Regions from separate parts of the Homo sapiens genome. Here region 2 is linked to region 1. A link is an interaction called in ENCODE POLR2A ChIA-PET data of the cell type or tissue named here. Cell type or tissue: OCI-LY7. All regions are shown on one strand. Links, peaks and the distances in the headings refer to the core of each region. The heading gives the core; the rest is flanking DNA.

What was found. ChIA-PET counts read pairs that join two places held together with the same protein. Peaks named below come from ENCODE experiments on the same cell type or tissue, not always from the same donor. Only the 100,000 strongest peaks of a DNase experiment are listed, where the experiment ranks them.
Region 2: POLR2A ChIA-PET joins it to region 1 with 7 read pairs; 2 of 35 experiments call an interaction of 5 or more read pairs at or near these places.

What each region holds. Positions count from the first base shown.
Region 1 is chr11:33,529,555-33,537,050 of GRCh38, reverse strand. The region is part of intron 1 of KIAA1549L (KIAA1549 like); the gene reads right to left. Among named protein-coding and RNA genes, the nearest start is that of KIAA1549L, 160 kb to the right of the region's middle. In OCI-LY7, for the core only: CTCF peaks have their summits at 4,391 and 4,593; a DNase peak (open chromatin) is centred at 3,740; H3K27ac peaks cover 746 bases.
Region 2 is chr11:33,899,518-33,907,013 of GRCh38, reverse strand. It overlaps LOC105376621 (a long non-coding RNA gene), which reads right to left. Exons shown (of 3, transcript XR_931176.3): 2 at 179-405. Among named protein-coding and RNA genes, the nearest start is that of LMO2, 11 kb to the right of the region's middle. In OCI-LY7, for the core only: no CTCF peak of the experiment used is centred there; no DNase peak of the experiment used is centred there.

The DNA of each region.
Region 1 (7,496 bases), core at 2,526-5,025:
AAGGCTGCAGAGGGAGGCGACAGCCGGACCATTGCTCCAGTAGCCATCACCTCCCTCTGCAGCTTTGTAGGTTTTAGTTTGGTGGGGAGGATGCGAGCAGGTGATGCACAGGAGCAAATTTCTGTTTTGGAAAAACCATCCTGGCATGAAGAACAGACGGGAAAGAGACAATGGCTGATGGCAGAGTGCTTAGAAAACACCTGCAGTGGTCCAGGCTCAAGACGACGGGAATGTTGTAAAGAGGAGTTGAGCCCTGCATGGGAGATGGAAACAGATCCTCCTTTATGGTCCCTTTCAATTCTCAGAGTTCCAGATTCTATTATTGATTTAAATAGTTTGTGTTTACACATGCAATGTTTTGAGTTTTTTCTCCTTTATGCCTCCCATTAAGAGGTGGTGTCTATGTCCCCTCTCCTTGAATCTGAGTGGGCTTGAGTCTGTTTGACCAATAATGCCACGTGACTTCCAAAGCAACATCATCAAAGGCCAAGCCACTTTAGCTTGGTCTCCTGGAATGCTCGCTCTTGGGATGTTCCCTCTCTCTCTCCTGGAAGCCAGCCCCCACTCTGTGAGCAGCCCACACCACGTGGAGAGGCTATGCCTGACCACTCCAATCCACAGTCCCAGCTGAGCCAAGCCTGCCTGGCATGCCAGCCCAGACAACAGACACATGAATGAGGAAACCTCCAGACCATTCTTCCCCTAACCATTTGAATCACTCCAGCTGTCTGAATCGTCCCAACTGAGGCCCAGACATCATGAGGCAGGGAAAAGCCATCCGCACTGTGCCCTGTCTGAATTCCCAAAACCATGGGCATAATAAAATGCTTGTTGTATTACAGCACTGAGCCAGGGGTGGCTTGTTGTACTGTAATAATAACTGAAATAGTATATGTGTGGTCGTGTCCCTCACTTCTGGGAAATGAGTCTCTATAGCTTTAATCAGATTCTCAAAAGGATTCAGAAGCCAAAAATTGGTTAAGAACCCTTCACTTCAATGAAAAATAATTTTGCTTTATACATAAGATTTTAGAATTATGTCTACGCTAATTAGGTAAAACATATCTGTATTAATTAAAGTTGCATTATGGAAGGCCATAAGACAGAAACACAAATTTTGAGGAGGAAATGAGAGATAGCTGATGTTTATTAGGGAGAAGGAGAAAATAAATTAGGAGAAATAGGGCAAAACCAAATTACAGAGAACTTAAAACACACTTTAGGAAGGCACTGAAGTAAAAATTTGATCTAGGTGGTATGTCAGGCAGACTCTAATGTGACCCCATGATCTCCATCTCCTGGTGGTCATGCCTTTTGTGATCCACTCTCTTTGGGTATGAGGAGAACCTGTGACTTTTTCTTTTTTCTTTTTTGGAGGGGGGACAGGGTCTCACTCTGCCACCCAGGCTAGACTGCAGAGGTGTGATCATGGCCTACTGCAGCCTCAATCTTTTGGACTCAAGGGTTCCTCTCAGCTCAGCCTCCCTAATAGCTGGGACGACAGGCACGCACCACCAAGCCCAGCTAATTTTTGTATTTTTTGTACAGACGGGTTTCGCCATGTCACCCAGGCTGCTCTTGAACTCCTGGGCTCAAGTGATCTTCCCGCCATGACCTCCCAAAGTGCTGAGATTACCAGCATGAGCCACCATGCCCAGCCAACCTGTGATTTCTTCTAACAACAGAATAGGAGATGGGATGTAACTCTTGTGATTATATGATCATATATAATACCGCATATTGCAAGCAGACTTCTTCTTGGTGCCTTGATAAAGTAAGAGGCCACAATGGGAAAGCCCAGCTGGTGAGAACTGTGGGTGGCCTCTAGGAACTACTGGTGTCTCTAGGAACCATGAACAGCCTCTTAGAGCTGATAGCCAGAAATAAGTCAAAGCCTTCAGTCTGGCAGCCACAAAGAAATGAATTATGCCAACAACCTGAGTGAGCTTGGAAGTGGATTCTTCCCCAGCCAAGCCTCCAGATGAGAACACAGCCCAGCCAATACCATGTATGCAGCCCTGTGAGACCCTGTGCAGATAAGCTGTGTCCAGCCTCTCAACTCATGGAAATTGTGAGATAATAAATGTATGTTGTTTTAAGCCACAAAGCTTGTGGGGATTTGTCACATAGCAATAGAAAACTAATACAGGTAGGAAGCAGGGAGCTTTGGAATGTTGTATGGTGAAGCAGGAGAGTAGGAAGAAGGGAGATCACAAGGTATCATGACTAAAGAATGGTGAGAGTTTGCCATCAAGACAGTCAAAAAGCAGCACAAGTCAGTAAGTTTGTTTGGAACATCATAGAGAATGAGTCATGAAATAAAGATTGTAACATAGCACCTGAGACTTGGAGGAAGTTATTTAAAGAGAAAACAGAGCTTTGCAAGAGTAGAAACAAAACCACACCAGCAAACGCATTGAAATGTTGCTATGAAACAGGCTGTACTCTTATTTTTTAATTCCATTTTTCAAGAAAAAAAATACTAAGCCATTCTAGCCAAATTACAGAATTTTAGTTTTTATCAATAAACTTCCACTGACTCCCCAGTGTCTCTCCTTTCCCCCAAAAAACCATGACTTTCTTCTACTTAGACTAAATGACATGAATTACTGTTTGCTCACAAATACGGTAATAGTCTTCAAAAAAATTGTGGAAAGCGGCCAGGTGCGGTGGCTCATGCCTGTAATCTCAGCACTTTGAGAGGCCAAGGGGGAGCAGATGACTTGAGGTTAGGGGTTCAAGACCAGCCTGACCAACACGGTGAAACCCCATCTCTACAAAAAATACAAAAAAAAAAAAAATTAGCTGGGCGTGGTGGTGGGAACCTGTAATCCCAGCTACTCAGGAGGCTGAGGCAGGAGAATAACTTGAACCTGGGAGGCAGACGTTGCAGTGAGCCAAGATCACACCACTGCACTCCAGAGAGCAAGACTCTGTCTCAAAAAAAAAATTGTGGAAAGCAAAGGTAAATCCTACACATATGAGAGGGAGACAGACAGTAATGGTTTGCTGCACAAGCCCCAAACTGGCTGCCTTTTCTGAATGTTTACAATGATTGCCCAACCAGGGACAAGCCAACAATCCCCTTGTGTTTGGACCGACAGTATTTCCCACAAGGGGGAATTAGTCGTCTAAAGAATTTTGCTGGAAAGTAGCTTAAATGATAAGAAATTTAAGGAGGTGCTGGATGAGGAAAGATAGGAAACAGAGATGGATTTACGTTGGAAACAAGGGTGAAAGCAAGCAAGATAAAGACTCTCAAAATAATAAAAAGTTAAAATGAGTCATCCCTCCCATCTCAAGGAGACAAGAATGGGTAGTCATACAAAACCCTATTCAATACACAATTTATACACATACATTTTCACTAAGCTTGTCTGAGCCAGACAAGCTGAAATAAAACCATGATTCTCAGAGCTTCAGGAAAGTGACAAGTCACCCCAGTAAGGCTATCAGGCTTAATAACTTCCACAAATTAGGATCACGTGCATGTATGCACATGCAGGGTAAGTATCAAATGTTTTTCTGTGCTTTGCAAATTTGCATAGAATCCCATGAATGTTAAACTTAGCCTTGAACTAAACGCATCAGAGAGCAGTTTATTATCACTGTGAAACATAAAAGGAATTAAGAAAGTGCTTAGCCAGGTTTGGACACACAGAACCTGTTATTGACTAATGTCAAAAAACAGTGCAAACTGCCTCCTGAGACTCCCCACATCTCAGGAACCACATGCATAATGACAGATTGTTCAGGCCTCTGTCTTCCTGAGGCTCTTCGCGCTGCTAGTTTATCATTCTCAGTTCTTGTACACAAGACTCAGACCCGGGCTGTGATGCTGCTACACTCTAATTATTCCCGCCATGTAGCAAACAGAACTTTAACCTCAAGGAAGTGCACATGTACTGATCTGGCTCCCCTTCTGCTGTTACCTCCTGTCTGAACCTCTCCCCCATCAGGCCTAGGGCTATATCAGTCCCCTGGTCATGATGCTTTTATCACAGACCCCAGAGTCTGCTACTTAAGGAGTACTCTCCCTTCAGGTTCAATGCTGCCCTGGATTGCTTCCTGGTTTGCTCAAAACTACTCTTGTAATCCAGCCACAGTGGTGGTTCTTTCTCAATCAGCAGTGTCCCTTTCTTTGACTGCTGGAAACACTGAGGGAGAAGAAAATCTTCCCAAGGTGTCAGTATAAGCATGGCTGCATTTCCCACAACAGTCACAAGACAATCCACTTTGTCCTATTCACTGCCCACTGGCAGGTTTCCTTAACGGCAGCACTTAAAGAAAAGCAAACTAGATCACTAATAGCTCTTTAACAAAATAAACGAAGGAAACCAATTAAGAAACATTCATGGAGATGCCAAACTCCTCTCCCTTGTATGTCAGAGAAAAATATCTGCAGCTTTTGATCAGGCCCTAGAATCAGACTGGCTGGATTCAAATCCCACTTCTCCATTTGCTAACTGAGTAACCTTGGACAAGTTACTTAACATCTCTGTGTGCCAGTTTCCTTATCTGTAAAATGGGGATAATTACAGTACTTACCTCACGAATGGTTTTAAGGGTTAAAATGAGCTGATACGCGTAAAGTCCTTAGAATAGTGCTTATACAGCACATAGTGGTCAAAAAGTGTTACTACTGTTGCTGTTATTATTATCATTATTTGTTCAGTCCAGGCTAGGCATAGATGCCATCAAAGTTTTGCTCAGAGGACCAGGGTTCCAGTCAGCACTCAGAAATCCCTGCAAATCATGGATTGTCAGAATCTCAAACATCTGTGCATGCCTCATAGTTGGCAGGATATTTTCATATCTATCACCTCACCTTGTTCTTCCATAGTACCTGTGAGATAGAGAATCAAGATTATCTCCATTTTACCAATGAGGAAACCAGAGCTCAGAGAGGGCAAGGGCTGGCTTAGTCAAGGTCACACCAAGAGTTATTCTGCAGCCTAGTGTGACTCAGCCCTGGGACTCCAGAGCCGAGGCTCTCTGCACCACGTGGGAAGGAGTCAGTCTTCCTCCATCTCCAGATCTGGGGCGGGCTCCACTCTCCCAGAGTGGTCTGAGAAGACTGGGGCCCACAGAGCTGCCTCATTCTTCAGAGTTTGATGATGTGTCTCTCTCCAGGGCTGTTTTGGCAAACATTACTGAGCACGGCTCTAAATCACCAAGACCCGTCAGGCTTCCGTTCCCAGAAGGTCAAAAGAGATGGACTAAGAGCCACAGCTATGCTGAAGCATCCACCCACACCCAACCCACTTAGGCGCCAAACCCTTCCACGGCCCTAAGTGCTGAAGTTTGGCACCTGGGACCTTCTTGCCTAACGTGATTCCTCTTGGGGCTTTTTAAAACGAAATGCACCAGTCAATAGAATCAAATTGCCATGCCTTGAAGTGATGCCAGCAAATAGAAGATTCTGTTGACTGCACTGATAGAAGCATTTTAACTTTCAAAGCTCTTTCACAGCTATTTCTTTTTTAAAAAAGTTTGTTGGTAATCTTTTGTGGAATCAGGTTTAAAAATAAAGCTGATACCTCTCCCTCCCCATTTTATTTTACTTATTTATTTTTTTGAGACAGAGTCTCATTCCTCGCACAGGCTGGAGTGCAGTGGCGCAATCTCGGCTCCTGCAACCTCCGCCTCCCATGTTCAAGCAATTCTCCTGCCTCAGCCTCCCAAGTAGCTGGGACTACAGGCACCCGCCATCATGGCTGGCTAAATTTTTTGTATTTTTAGTAGAGACGGGGTTTTACCATATTGATTAGGCTGTTCTCCAACTCCTGACCTCAAAGATCCACCTGCCTTGGCGTCTGAAAGTGCTGGGATTACAGGCGTGAGCCACCGCAACTGGCCTCTCTGCCTCCCCATTTTAAAAGTAATAGAATTTCACTTTCACTTCTTTTTAACCTGGGTTTACATGATCATTACAGAAAATTTAGAAAAGATGGAAAAATAGAAAGAAAAGAAGAAGAATTCCATTCCTCCCTCTGCCCTGACCACGTGCACATCCCACCGCATCAAGAAAACCATGACTCATACTGTGGTAAATTTTATTTCCAGATGATGTTCTTGGAAAAGCTTTGGTTTGCTTGCTGGACAGACCTGTGATCACAATGCACATCCAACTTCGCACTGCCTTTTCTCTTTTAACATAACAAAATCATTTTTCCATATTGGATAAGGTTGCATATTATCTCCACTAAGATGTGGCATTATAATTTGTTTACCAATCCTCGACTGTTACAATACAGCTTGATTATAAATTTTCAGAATTTCAGTGTCTCCTAATTTTGTCATCACAATCCCTATGCAGCAGGTAGGGCGGCCACAATGACCTCTTTTGGGCTAGGACATCACACACACAGAAGGTCACTTGTTTGGAAATATATTATCTGTGTCAAGAAAAGTAAACCAATGGGACTTAGGGGGGTTCTTCTCTCTTCTTCTCCCGGCATCTTTCTGACAGGGTCATTAATAAGTTTAAAGTCAACCACAGAACACAGTATTAACTACCAATAACTGACTTTTAAAACTAGGACAGTGGTACTTGCAAATCTTGCATATATATATATATATATATATATATATATATATATATATATATATATTTTTTTTTTTTTTTTTTTTTTTCCTTCTTCTTCTTTAGACGGAGTCTCGCTCTGTTGCCCAGGCTGGAGTGCAGTGGCGCAAACTCGGTTCACTGCAAGCTCCACCTCCTGGGTTCATGCCATTCTCCTGACTCAGCCTCCTGAGTAGCGGGGACTACAGGTGCCTGCTATCACGCCCGGCTAATTTTTTTTTTTTTGTATTTTTTAGTAGAGATGGGGTTTCACCGTGTTAGCCAGGATGGTCTCGATCTCCTGACCTCATGATCCACCCGCCTCAGCCTCCCAAAGTGCTGGAATTACAGGCGTGAGCCACCGCGCCCGGCCCCAAGGTTTCATATTAATTTTTACTATTTGATGCTAATGGCCCAAAGGGGAGTCAAGTCCACTTAAATCCATTAGGCAGGAAAGACTTTGAGGATACAGAAAATACCATACCTTTAAAAGGAAAGCAGTAATAGGGGCCTAGAGAATTGGGCAAAAAGACTAAACATCTTACTAGGGCTTCACACCATTTTGTAAAGGCCTAAATGTAAACCTCTTCTAAGTGAGAGTCCCCTAATTAACATGTCATTGTTCCCACAACTCCTTATTTCTAGCTCTATTAGAGTACTTTTCCCTTTCTGCTTAGTATGATAGCTAGCCAGTTATCTCCCTTATTTGCTCAATCATTTGGTTATTTATTCCACAAATATTTATGGGACGCTTCCTCTGGAAATCACCCCATCATAAAAGATTTACAAGCTGTGATCCTCACCATGAAGGTACTCAAGTGTCACAGTTTAGCATGTGGGATCTGGAGACACAGCATCCGAGTTCCTGATCCAATTGCCTTGTTCCAGCTGTAAAAAGTCAGGCAAGTTACATGACCTCTCTGTGTCTGTT
Region 2 (7,496 bases), core at 2,735-5,234, 370 kb before region 1:
CCTCTGACAGTGAATTTCTAATCTCGGAAAACTTAATGGTTTTTGTCAACCTGATTGTCCAGTGAGAGTGGATTAGGAGAATGACTTCCCTTGTCACTAGAAAGTTGACTTGCTTCACAGCATTTTTCCTGATGCCGGTGGGAGGCATGATCGATACAACACAGACCTCAATACTTACCTGTGGTTTCGGAAGCTGAGGACAAAGGTTGGGAGTTCCATTTAAGTGCCTTCAGCCATTTCCAACTAAACCCAGGCGTGATGTGCATTAAGCGGTTCAGGCTGGTGACCCGGAGCTCCACGGTCTGAGGGGCAAACCAGAAATCTAGCAGTTGCTTTTTCCTGACCAGCGATGCAGAGGCCTCTTGGCTCAGGCTGGATTTGTCTTCTCTGCTCCAGTTTTCCCGTCTGCAGAAGAAAGGCCCATTAGTTACTGTCTGTGCTGCAAGGGAAGGATGGCCTTGCTGGTTTCTATATCAGGACTTACCAGAAACAGTGCATGGGAGCAAAAATGGACAGGGACTACTAATGGAAACTTGGTTCCAAATCCCCTTACACACGGTCAGCCCAAGGCCCAGAGGCCACACGTTGCCTAGGGCAGCTCTTGCACCAGGCTACACTCTGCGGCAGATGGAACTGAGAGACAGACTTCAGTGTCCACCAGAATTAACTCCTGCCACATCCAGGGCAGCCCCCTCTGTCCTGGATGGCAAAACAAAGCCCTATTTTACTTGAAGCACTTAAAATCATGTTGCTTCCTTGGGGAGGTCTTCCCAGGCTTTTTAGGCTAGGTCAGGTCCCCCGCTAGCACTTTCTCTTCACTACAGTCATTATGATTAGAAACAAATGATGATCTATATCCATTAGACCACAAGCTCCATGAAGGCAAGGGTCTTTGCTTGCCTCATTTGCTGCTGATCCAAAGCATATAAACGTATTCAGGACCATAGTATGTGCTCCAAAAATATTTGTTGTATGCTTGGTATTAGTCTGTCCTCACATTGTTATAAAGAAATCCTGGAGACTGGGTAATTTATAAAGAAAAGAGGCTTAAATTGGCCCACAGTTCCACAGGCTGTACAGGAAGCATGATGCTGGCCTCTGCTTGGCTTCTGGAGAGGCCTCAGGAAACTTACAATCATAGTGGAAGGCGAAGGGGAAGCAGGCTTGTCTTACGTGGCCAGAGCAGGAGCAAGAGAGGGTGGAGTTCTCACAAGAACTCACTATCGCCACGATAGCACCAAGGTAGACGGTGTTAAGCCATGAGAAACCACCCCCATGATCCAATCACCTCCCACCAGGCCCTACCTCCAGCATTGGGGATTATAATTTGACATGAGATTTGGGTGGGGACACAGATCCAAACCATATCACATATTAATTAATAAACCAATCTAATTACTTGTTTATGTTCGTCTCCCTTATTTGAGTAGAAGCCCTATGGGGGAAGGAACTGTGTCTTATTCATCCTGTATCCCTAGGACCCAGACAATGCCTGGCATGTAGTAGATACATCATAAACATTGGAGGAATAGTAAAGTACTTAGAATTTTTATGTTGAATTAATGTAAAATTGATAGTATGAATTTTAGTTATTTAAGTACTAACACTACAATAGTTATTATAGAAAAAGAGAGTAACAGACCCGTCTTCCACTAACGTCACCACTCTTAGACAACTACTTTAGTTATTTTGATGCTTTCTTTTTCAAAGTTTTTCATTTGTGTATTTTACACACAATTTTAATCCGGTTATTTTAAGTACACATGTGCACACACATGCACACACACACACAGAAACACACATCAACAACTGCCCAGGTGGCAGGGAGTTTTGTGGATTTAATGGCAGGAAGGGAGGCCTAGTTGAATAATGTCTTTCTTATTGTTATAATTAATTATTGGCCCTACAATGGAATTGATAGCATCATGGGAACCGCGACTGAGAAGTATTGCTCTCTAAATGTTCACCCCTGGGGTCAAGGCAAATCTGGCTATGGAAAAAAATGTGCAGGTTAGAAATAATCCACAGGAAAATGCTCAGAAATCAGGGAAATTTGCTATGGCCGCGTCTCAACATAAACCACTTACGTAAACTGCAGTGGGCTTCGTGGTTCAGGATTCATTCCTCAGCCTTTTTTGTTTGGATCATTATGTGGAAATCAACCCAGTTTCTGTCTTTAAGCCCCTAGTGACATGTTGCCAACAGTGACTTCTAGGTGATTATAAAAGTGAGGGAACCACCGTATAATTGAAAAAACAAATCTAATCAAAATTCTGGTCTGCTATATTCAAAACACAATTCTAAAGGCTAGGAGGGAAAGGGTCTACTTCCCGTAAGGGGCAGCCTGTAATAGTAGAAAGCCTCTTAGCTGACAAAGAGAACTTGTGCAAACTTCTTGTTGATAAATAAGGTAGGCAGAAAGTTGAGTGGACAAAAGACTCATGTATTGGTGGGGGACCACTTCTGGGGTTGGATAGAGGCTCTGTGTTAGTTAGAGGTAAAGAGGTATACTTTGATCTTGCTCTTTTGTGTTTTTTTTTGCCTTTTTCCGACCTGGAATAGAAAACAGGAGTAAGGGGTGAGGAAGGAGCCGATCTGAGGTCATTAACACAGCACTCCTCCAGGAGATGGTTTACATGGCAGGCAGAGGGACCAGGTGTTAGTTCTAGCTCTGCGCTCACTTTCATGTGTGAACCCTTCTCGGTCCTAGGGGTGATGATGACCTCATGCCACCTTCACAGACTTGTAAGGACTGAATCAGACCCTGGCTATAAAAGCACTTTGAAAAGCACATAAGCAAATGTTTTTAAATGAAAAGTGAGGTGCCAATGTTGCAAGAGGAAGCCATACTATTGAAAAGCCCTCATGAGGACTTTTAACATCCAAGCTCCAGCAGCCTTATAGGAGATTCGTAAGTTGAGAGCTCAGGGATTTTTGCATTCTGGAGGCACCAAGAGATAAGGGAGTAGGGTTTTTTTTTAAACATACAAAGGAATGCAAAAGTTAACAGGCACTTGATAATAGCTGAGTTTAGTGGGAAAAAACATCAGTATATGTTTCTACTTCCTGAAATTTTCCTTTCTATGATATTTATGTATTTATAAAACAAAAATGGTAAAAGAAGATGGCTAGTCATACAAACATTCTAAGAAAGTCTTCTAAGGCTAAAGAGTGATCTAATAAACAACATATTTTAACAGGCTCCATTTGTTTTTACCTTATGAATTGACTTATCCATTTAATAAATATGTATTGAGTATCCACCTAAAGATATAAGAAGGAAATAATTCACTTCTGTAGGGTGGGGATTATACTATCAAATCTATTGGGCATTGCAAAGACGCACAGAACAGACTAAAATGAAATTGCAGGCTCAAAGTGCCATTCAAATTCAGAAAGGAAACACTGCATGGTGTAGCAGGGACTAATAGTTGCTCACCAAATCCATATTTTCCTCTCCTTCCTGGGCACAAAGATAAACTATATTTCTCAGACTCCGTTCCTTTTTTTTTTTTTTTTTTTTTTTGATAGATGAGGTCTTGCTCTGTTGCCTAGGCTGGAGTGCAGTGGTGCAATCATAGCTCACTGCTGCCTCAAGTCATCCTCCTTCCTCAGCCTCCAGGGTCACTGGGATTACAGGTGTGAGCCACCACAGCTGGCTCCGACTCTCTTGCATTTAGCTACAGCTGCGTGACGGAATTCTATCCAATTGCACGAGATTGGAAGTTTCGTTCATCACTTTCAAGTCTGGCCCATAAAGGTTTCCCACACACTGCTCCTTCATGCTCCTTCCCCATCCAACTGGCTGGAATTGAGAGGACCTCACACGTTGAAGACAGCAGAGCCTCCCTCTCCCTGGATCTTTAAACAGTTACACGGGAGAAGCCTGCCCTGCCAACTGTTCACCAATCCAGTACTATTAGGGGAAAAGAAGTGAACTTCAAGGATGTGGAGTCATTATATATTTTGAGATCCCTTGTTTAAGCAGCTATTCTAATTTAACTAAGACAGCAACTAATTCTTCAACTTTTACATCTGTAAGATGGAAGGAATGAGTAGTAGTAACAGATATTTAACAGCAATGGATGCTTTTGCTATTTGTCATAGACAAAAAAGTTCAAAGGGTTTGGGATTCTTTTTATGATTGTTCCAGGGGCTGTCTTCTGGGACAATTGGTAGGATCATCTTTACACTTTTCTTTGCCTTGGTTCTTCCATGGCAAGATAGATAGATAGATAGATAGATAGATAGATAGATAGATAGATAGATAGATAGAAAATAGATTTTTTTGAAGGTAAAGTATAACCATTATGCTCTCTAAAATGGCGGCAACCAATTGAACTCCTTCATTGGCAGGTGGAGATATTAAAGCAGGATATAAGGCATCAGGAAAAACCTGGTTTTCTGTATCCCTGGTCATTGCTCTGCCAACTCACCCCTGCCCAGGTATTTATAGTAATGTCAGGCATCTTTAGCCTGAGCCTTATCCAGACACAAGGCCAATGGTATCATGGCTTCATGGTACCACAGGAACTTGCTCTTTATTAATGAGCACATGCGGTCTGGAAATAGGCTATTTTCAGCTGCTTTAGCCTTTGATTAGGATGCTGTTGGTTAATAGTGATAGAAAACTCAAATCAAGGTGATTTAAGCTAATAGAGAATTTATTGATCCATGTAACTGAAAACTCCAGGGTTAGGGGCTGGCTCTAGGCACAGCTGGATTCGAAGGCTCCAACGATGTCATTAGGACTTGGTCTTCCTGGGCCTCTCTTCCTTGCCCTGCTCTATTTCATCTTTCAGTCTTGGCTCCATACGGTGGCAAGATAGCTGCAGCAACATCAGCTACCCAAGGTGACCCTTCTCTGAACCAATCCCAGTGGCCTGGGAGGCACCATGCTTTGATTAGCCAGGCATGCTCACGTGGCCTACTCTGGAAGTTGGATGTGGGAACTCCACCAAGAACACAGGGACTAAGAGTAAGGAAGGAATGGCTTTCCAAGGGACTATCAAGGGGGAGAGATGGGTGCCAAGGAGCCAACCATGCCAAGTACCAAGAGATGAGGGGGTGCTATGTTCAGATTGTAGCTTTGTGCTGCACCTTTACACCTCCCTGCTCTGGTGGTGCTAACCCACCTCCCTGGCCCTTCTAAATCCTGGGAAGGGGGACTCAAGTCCTTATTCAGAACTCCAGCAGCAGGCTATAAATCCTGTCCCACTTGCCTGAGCCCTTTCAGCCCCTTCACTCAAGGCTAGTTTCCAGATTACCCTAACCTGGAGCTGGCGCCATGTCCTGCAGGAGACGGGAGAGGGCAGAGGGCAGCTTCGGGCTCTTAGGTAGAATTTCTTCTTTTTAAATTTTAATTATTATTTTTTTGAGACAGAGTCTTTCTCTGTCTCCCAGGCTGGAGTGCAATGGTGTGATCTTGGCTTACTGCAACCTCTGCCTCCTGGGTTCAAGTGATTCTCCTGCCTCAGCCTCCTGAGTAGCTAGGAGTACAGTCGCACACCACCAAGCCTGGCTAATTTTTGTATTTTTAGTAGAGATGGGGTTTCACCATGTTGGCCAGGTTGGTCTTGAACTCCTGACCTACATTGATCCTCCCGCCTCGGCCTCCCAAAGTGCTGGGATTACTGGTGTGAGCCAAAGAGCCTGGCCTTACATAGAATTTCTGCCTATGGATCTCACTTTTCTCTGCATTAATACTTACCGCTCTGTTTTCTGACTCTGTTGCCATCAATTCCCCATACAACTTCCTGCCTATTCCATCAGGTTGGGCTCTGTGGTTATTGTCACCTGCCTAAATTGCACTTGGGTTTTACTCACACTCCTTTGGACCTAACTGTCAAGTTCTCAAGAGAGAAGGTCCCATCTCTTTGGTCTTATCGCAGTGAATCCTTACACCACCACCATGAAATGGGCATTATAATTCCTACCTTTTACAGGTAACAGAATAGAATAGAATAGAGGCATGGCAAGCTAAAATAACGAGTCCATGGTTACACATCTGGCAAGGGACAGAACTAGGATTCAAACACAGCCGGTCCGACACTAGGGGCTGTGCTCCTAACTTCTACATGATAGTGCTCAGTTTTAGGGGGAGAGGCTCAGGTGTTACAAAGGGCTTACCCAGAGTTGGGGAACAGTCCCAGGTAGACTATGCCAAACCAAAACAGAACCATCACCAGGAGTTGGCAATGAGTTGTCAGGCTGTCCTAACCTAGAGATTGGGCTCAGCCAATGTCACCAACAGGGAGGAACTCAGACCAGGAACACAAGGGCTCAGAATCCAGTTGCTAAGGTCCGAATAACAAGTGCAGGTGCCCAAATCTGGGGAGGGCAGGGCCGGGGAGAAAGGTGATCTGCCAGGAGGCAATTGACCTGCCCCCTTAAATGCAGATGTTTCCTTCCTCAAGTGCATATCTTGGCTCATGATTCAACCCCTTTATACTCATAGAATCTGGACCTCAAAACATTAAACAGAGATGTTTACTGTGGGTTGGGAAGGGGGACAGAGGTGGAGAGCTAGAGTTCAAAAACCGTATGAAGATGTTTTCTGAGCTGAATACCCCCAGTAGGGCCACACGATGCCCAGGGGACTCACTAGGAGATTTAAGGCATGTACAGAGGTAAGAGAAAATGAGAAACAAGAACATGAAAACTAGAAGAGGAAGGAAGACAAGGCCAAAAAAAGAGAAAACCGAGGCCACTCTAGCGGGAGGTCAGAGACTTGTGCTTTGGCAATTACTGGAGTTGTCCCACAGCGCTGCCCCTCAGAAACCTACACCAGGGTTGGAGGGAGCCATGGGTGGACAGGCTGTACCTGATAACTTGTGCTTCCTTCCCCCAGTTTTCCCACTCTCGTTAATGAGTTTTGAGACAAAATGTCTCTCCCCAGGCTAGAAGAGCTTCAGTAACAAGATGTCCAGAGTTAGTTGACACTCAGGTGAAAAGCCTCTTGCAGAAAGGAATTTTTTTTTAATGCCATCATAAAACTTCCCAGCTCACCTAGGCCTGCCGTGGAAATGGTGCCTCCAAGGACAGAGAGGAGATCAGAGCATCTGATCTGAAGCCGAGGCATAAGGGAAAGTTGGGAATACACAATCCTCTCCCAGACAGAATCAAACTTGCCTTTCTGCAACATCTGATTTTGCAAGAAGTGACGGACTGAGAGTAGGAGAGGAAAAGGAGAGTTCAAACAAGGTCACTTGACCCACCTAACCCTGTCCAGAGGAATGAAGCCTGAGAAAGCCTCCCAGAGACCCGTCCTCAATTTCGCCTTGACCTTTTCTGGGTTTATCCATGTGCAGCAGGGGCAGCTGTCCCGAACTAATCCTCTGCCTAATTCGAGCTCTTCACCCTCCATTCTGTCTCAATTAAACAAACGCGGGTCTGCCAGGCCGTTTCCATAGACCACTCCCTCACATGAGAGGCATTCCAGCATCTGGGCTCTGGAGTCAGGAAGAGCTCTGTCCAAATGTCACTCTGCCATTTCC